2 separate regions of the Mus musculus genome follow, and region 1 is linked to region 2. A link is a loop called in an ENCODE intact Hi-C map of the cell type or tissue named here. Cell type or tissue: left cerebral cortex. All regions are shown on one strand. Links, peaks and the distances in the headings refer to the core of each region. The heading gives the core; the rest is flanking DNA.

Region 1 (2,803 bases), core at 257-2,756, 91 kb before region 2:
AGCCACAATGCACTATCAGCCTGTGAAAATGCCACCAACCTTCAGATAAGTCACCTTTGTGTCTAGACCCACCTGCCAGGGAGACCTCCAGCAGCCATCCTGGGACCCAGGAGGCCGCCCACATCTGCAAGGTTGTTGGGTTGACTGGCAGCTGCAAGGGGTGCCACACCAAACGCAGACATCTGGCCACTTCCTGGATGGGATAAAACAAGGAGGCTAGGCTGAGACCTGAGGGAAAGACGAGAAGGGGAGATGGAGGTGGGGGTGGGGTGGAATGGTGACAGGTGAGGCACCTGCTGGACTCTCTGAGCCAGTTCGGCTCTCCTGTGAGTGGCTAGTGTAGGAGGGCTCATCCCCTGAAGACTTCTGGGTAAGGCAATAAGGTCTCATCTTGGCTGTCTCTTCAGCAAAAATGGCATTCCTCCTTTCTGTCTTTTTTGAGACAGGCTCTCAATATGTAGCTCAGGCTGGCCTTGAACTCTCCTTTATCCTCTTGCCTTAGTCTCCCAAGGCTGGGATTACAAGTGTGCCTGGAGTATAACGGGCTAAGGATCAAATCCAGGGCTCAGTGTATAGACAGACACTCTACAAAGACATCCCGAGTTCCCGGTTAACTTTGAGAATCAGGCAGGCAGCGGTGGCGCATACCTTCAACATCACCATCCAGGAGGCAGAGGCAGGTGGATCTGTGAGTTCAAGGCTAGCCTGGTCTACAGAGCAAGTTCTAGGACAGCCAGGGCTACACAGAGAAACCCTGACTCAAAAAAAAAAAAAAAAAAAAACCAAACCACCAAGAAAAAACAAAAACCCAAACCGGCCAAAGGAAATTAGTTTATTAATTGTACCATAAATGAAATCTAGGGTCCTGTGCATGTTAGATAAATACCCTACCATGGAACTAACATCCCAAACCTTCATTTTTCACATAGGGTCTCCCTACACAGCCCAGTTAGACCTCAACCTTGCAGCAAGTCAGCCTCAGCTTCCTGAGGGCTTGGAGGCCACCGTACTCAGCATCTCCCCCCACTCTCTCTCTTCCTCCCCATCTATCTCCCCCACCCCAGCGGTGCTGGGACAGAACCCGGGACCTTGTGCATGCTAGGCAAGAACTCTGTCACTGAGCCACATACACTCCAGTTCAGTTCTGGCTTCTTTTTCCAACACTGTAGTTTGAATGTCTAGGCTTCCCCCATTTCTAAAGACTGCATTTATCTTTTTAATTCCTTACTTATTTGTGTGTGGGTGTTGAGTGCTTTTTACATAGGTTTTGGAGGTCAAACTTAAGTTATCAGACTTATATAGCAAGTGCCTTTACCCACGGAACCATCTTGACAGCCCCCCCACCCCCCATCCATGCTTTCAAACACGGAACATAAGGCAGGTGGATCTGGGCCATGCTTGCTTGCCTCAGAGTACACGGGGTTTCTGAGCTAATGTAACAAGGGGTTTCAGCTCCTCTAGGAATGAGCCAACTCTCGGTATGGCCTCGCTCTCCATGTTCCAACTGCTTCCCAAGGAGAGAGTTTCTACCCCAGCTGGCTCCTGCCTGGATCATAGTCTGTGAAGTGTTCCCCTATGGACACTAGAGGGCAGAGCTGGGCTTCAACTCGGGTTACCCAGGAAGCCATCACCAGCTCCAAAGCAGCAGTTTAATTCTTATTAATTTTTTTTTTTTTTGCATAAAGGGGTGCACATGGAGGTCAGAGGACTTGCAGTAGCTGGTTCTCTTGTTCCGTCACGTGGGATCTGGGATCAACCTCAGGTCACTGGACTTGGCAGCAAAAGCCTTACCCACTGAACTCCAAGAAACTGCACATTTAGCAACTTCCCCTCTTCGCACTCCTTACATACACAACACAGCCCTATCAGAAGAGCTGCCCACCTCTCAAAATCTCTAAAGTCTATAGAGCTTTTTCTGCCTCGTGTTGCTGGGGATGGAATCTGGGGCCTTGCCTGTGCTTAGGCAGGTGCTCTACCAACTGAGCTACATCCTCCATCCTAGCTCCACGTGCACACTGGGGATCGATCTTGCCACAGTGGCAGGGATGGGTTAGGGTGTGCCCTGTCAGCTGGTAGAGCCGTCCAGACCTGATGCTTTGGGAACTGCGAGTATCAGGTCTTTCTTTTCCCACATAGATCCCAGCACTGTTGGGATGTAATCAACTTGAACTATAGGCCAGCATCCCTCTCACCCCTACCCTCTCTTGTGTCTTTTCAGACAGGGTCTCATGTAGCTCAGGCTGACTTCAAACTCCCGGTGTAGCCAGCCAATGACCTCAAACTTCTGACCCTCCTTCTTCACTATCCTGAGTGACAGGATAATGAGCCTAGCTTAACATGTCTAATTTATGTGCTGATAAGGATCAAACTGAGACACTTTCACAAGCTATGCAAGCACCGTACCAACGGGACGATGAATAAATATTGTAAAATTTAAAACTTTCTAAGCCTTTTTTTAAAAATTTTTTACTTGTATGAGCATTTTGCTTGCACATATGTGTGTACTATGTACATGCCTGGTGTGCATATGGGCTAGAAGAGGGCATCAGGTCCCCTGGAACTGGAATTACAGATGTTGTGAGCTGCCATGTAGGTGATGGGACTCGAACCTGAGTCCTCTGGAAGAGCAGTCAGTGCTCTTAACTATTGTTCTGCCTCTCTAGCACAACACATGTAATTCTTATTTGTCGGAAATTATGGAAATTTTGTTTCCTATTGAATCGCCAACCATTAAAGGATCATATTGGAAAGAATATATTCTGGGGTTGAAGAGATGGCTTAGTGGTTAAGAGCGCTCGCCACT
Region 2 (2,803 bases), core at 54-2,553:
TGAGATGCGGACGCCAGAGAACACTGGGTAGCCCTTGATTGCTGCCTGCCGTGGCCTGCTCTAGGCCGCCTTAGGATTTAAAAAAAAAAGAGAGAGAGAGAGAGAGAGAGATCTTAGTCCCCCAGGTCTTCTCTCCAGCTCAGCTCGGTGGCCGAGGCCCGAGAGGTAGGTAGTTCTCCCGGGCTGGGCGGGGCGCTTGGCTTGGCGGGCAGTGCCTAACCAGCGATGGGGGAACTGGAATGGGGGTGGGGTGGGCTTGAGGCCCGGCAGAGGCCTCAGGGTGGCCCTTTCAGGGGAGGAGCCGATTCACCCCTGTGCCCCTGGCCATGGAGATACGTGTTGGGGACGAGTTTGGATCTCAAGCATGAAATGTCCAACTTTGGGTCCCAGCTGCTTCTTCCTGTTGTGGGTGTTCTGAATTCTGTCCCCTCTGCTCCGGTCTGTCATTTCTACTTGTCTCTGGGTCTCTAGTGGCTTTCTTCTTCCTCCCTCCAGTCGGCTCCCCCGAGAGGAAGCCCCGGAGGTGGTTTGGCCCCTGCTTTTTCTTTTGCTCACGTACACACACTCTCGCTCACTTTCTGTCTCTTTCTTTTTCCAGTTTGCAAGCTCAGCTTTGGGGTTTCAGCGGCGACAGCAGCAGGAAAAACCTGCCCCTGCCCCCCCCTCCTGCCACCTCCCCTCTGTACTCCAGTCACTAACCAGGCACCCCCAAGTTCCCACAAGGCCCTCCTGCCATGTCGGACCCAGACGTCCCCAGGGGCCCCGATGTCCCTGCCATGTGGCCCCCTTGTTCCAGAGGTGCCTGAGCCCCTCTCCAGGAGCCCAGCCCCTCCCCCACCCGAGCCCAGTCCGGAGCCCCAGGGACCATGAGTGGTGGTAAGAAGAAAAGTAGTTTTCAGATCACCAGCGTCACCACGGACTATGAGGGCCCAGGAAGCCCAGGGGCTTCGGATTCCCCTGTCCCACCGGCTCTCGCTGGGCCCCCGCCCCGCCTCCCCAATGGGGACCCCAACCCTGATCCAGGGGGCAGGGGCACCCCCCGGAATGGCTCTCCGCCACCTGGAGCCCCTGCCTCCCGTTTCCGGGTGGTGAAGCTGCCCCAAGGTTTGGGAGAGCCTTATCGTCGAGGTCGGTGGACGTGTGTGGATGTTTACGAGAGAGATCTGGAGCCTCCAAGCTTCGGTCGGCTTCTGGAGGGCATTCGAGGGGCCTCTGGAGGCACCGGAGGCAGATCATTGGATTCTAGGTTGGAGCTGGCTAGTTTGGGCATAAGCACCCCTATCCCGCAGCCAGGCCTGTCTCAGGGCCCCACCTCTTGGCTCCGCCCGCCCCCTACTTCTCCTGGACCACAGGCCCGCTCCTTCACAGGGGGGCTGGGCCAGCTGGCAGGACCTGGCAAGGCTAAGGTGGAGACACCCCCGCTGTCAGCATCTCCACCCCAGCAGCGCCCCCCAGGGCCTGGGACTGGAGATAGTGCTCAGACCCTGCCCTCTCTGAGGGTAGAAGTGGAGTCTGGGGGTTCAGCAGCCGCAACCCCTCCACTGTCACGGAGAAGAGATGGAGCAGTTCGGCTGAGGATGGAGTTAGTTGCTCCAGCGGAGACAGGAAAGGTAAGAGATGGGTTCATGGGGGCGGGGCGGGACCTACTGTACTCAGGCGGCTGACCTATATCCTGGGCCTCCTCCCCTCAGTTTCCGTCCTGCCGGCCCACCCCTTATCACCTGTCTGTTGGATAGGCATAAAGTCCCCTCTCCCTTTTTGCAATTTGTACTCTGAAATCTTTTTTCTCTCCCAGCCTTTCTTTATTCTGAATACACATGCACCCTCCCTTCCTTCCTTCCTTCCTTCCTTCCTTCCTTCCTTCCTTCCTTCCTTCCTTCCTTCCTTCCGTTTTTCCTTTCCATCTCTTTTCTTTTTTCTTTTCTCTCCTTTTTCTGTGGCCTTCACATTGTTGCCCTTGGCCTATGTGGCCTGCCCACTTCAGTCTTTACCTTCCCTGATTTCAGGTGATGAGGGTGGAGGTTCCAGCTGGGTGGCTGGCTAGGCCCTTGAGGGGAGGAGCTGGCAGGGTTTTGGGGCAGCCATAAAAGGTAGGCATTCCTCTGGGTCTTTATTCTAACCATCAGCTACCAGCCCAGCCCCATTTTTCTGCCTTATTGCAAGCCAGTTTCTCTAAGGAATTGGGGTAGGGGGCGGGGCATATCACCCTTAGTAGCTTTTAGTACCCTAGACGCAGGCTTCTCCTGGAGTGTGGGATGGGGTGAACTCATGGACTAGCTAGTGCGAGGTAAGGAAGCAGTTGGGAAGGGGTTAAATCCTCTGTGCTTTCTGCTTCCTGTCTCCAAAAGAGGAAGCTATCCACAAGTCTGGGCTGGGGGCAGGATGCCTATGCCCCTGGTGTGCGTGTGTGTGTGTGTGTGTGTGTGTGTGTGTGTGTGTGTGTGTGTGTGTGTGTTGGGGGTTGGGCACTTAGGGTTGGGAGAGTTGGATGTTTCTGCTGTGGAGAAAATAACACCTTGGCTGCCAGGGGGAAGCAGGGAGTGAGGGTGAGGGTTCTGTCCCTTCCTGGCCATGGGCTCCAACCACAGTGTAAAAATATCTTGAGCCTGAGTCCTGTTAGAACTGGTCAGGGCCAGCTCTCCCACCCTCTCCTGGCCTTCAGCTCTCCATTTCATGAGAAATTTCCCATCTTTCTCAAGTTTTTTTTTTTTTTTTTTTAAATTTAGTCTTCTGGATCAGCTGTCATTGCCTGTCTGGTCCTTGTCCCCAGACTCTCCCAGGGCAAGTTTGTCAATGACGTTTG

What was found. A loop is a pair of places that touch in the nucleus more often than their neighbours do. Peaks named below come from ENCODE experiments on the same cell type or tissue, not always from the same donor. Only the 100,000 strongest peaks of a DNase experiment are listed, where the experiment ranks them.
Region 1: a loop joins it to region 2, with 4 times the contacts of the local background. A loop is called at or near these places in 21 of 42 quality-filtered maps.

The regions. Positions count from the first base shown.
Region 1 is chr5:137,655,536-137,658,338 of GRCm38, forward strand. It overlaps Agfg2 (ArfGAP with FG repeats 2), which reads right to left. Exons shown (of 12, transcript NM_178162.3): 7 at 73-193. Among named protein-coding and RNA genes, the nearest start is that of Irs3, 11 kb to the left of the region's middle. In left cerebral cortex, for the core only: a CTCF peak has its summit at 1,580 (motif pointing right); a DNase peak (open chromatin) is centred at 1,584.
Region 2 is chr5:137,746,250-137,749,052 of GRCm38, forward strand. Tsc22d4 (TSC22 domain family, member 4) reads left to right here. Exons shown (of 5, transcript NM_023910.6): 1 at 1-165; 2 at 599-1,610. The coding sequence starts at 867. Among named protein-coding and RNA genes, the nearest start is that of Tsc22d4, 1.7 kb to the left of the region's middle. In left cerebral cortex, for the core only: a CTCF peak has its summit at 1,425; DNase peaks (open chromatin) are centred at 450, 1,429 and 2,322; H3K4me3 peaks cover 2,088 bases; H3K27ac peaks cover 1,552 bases.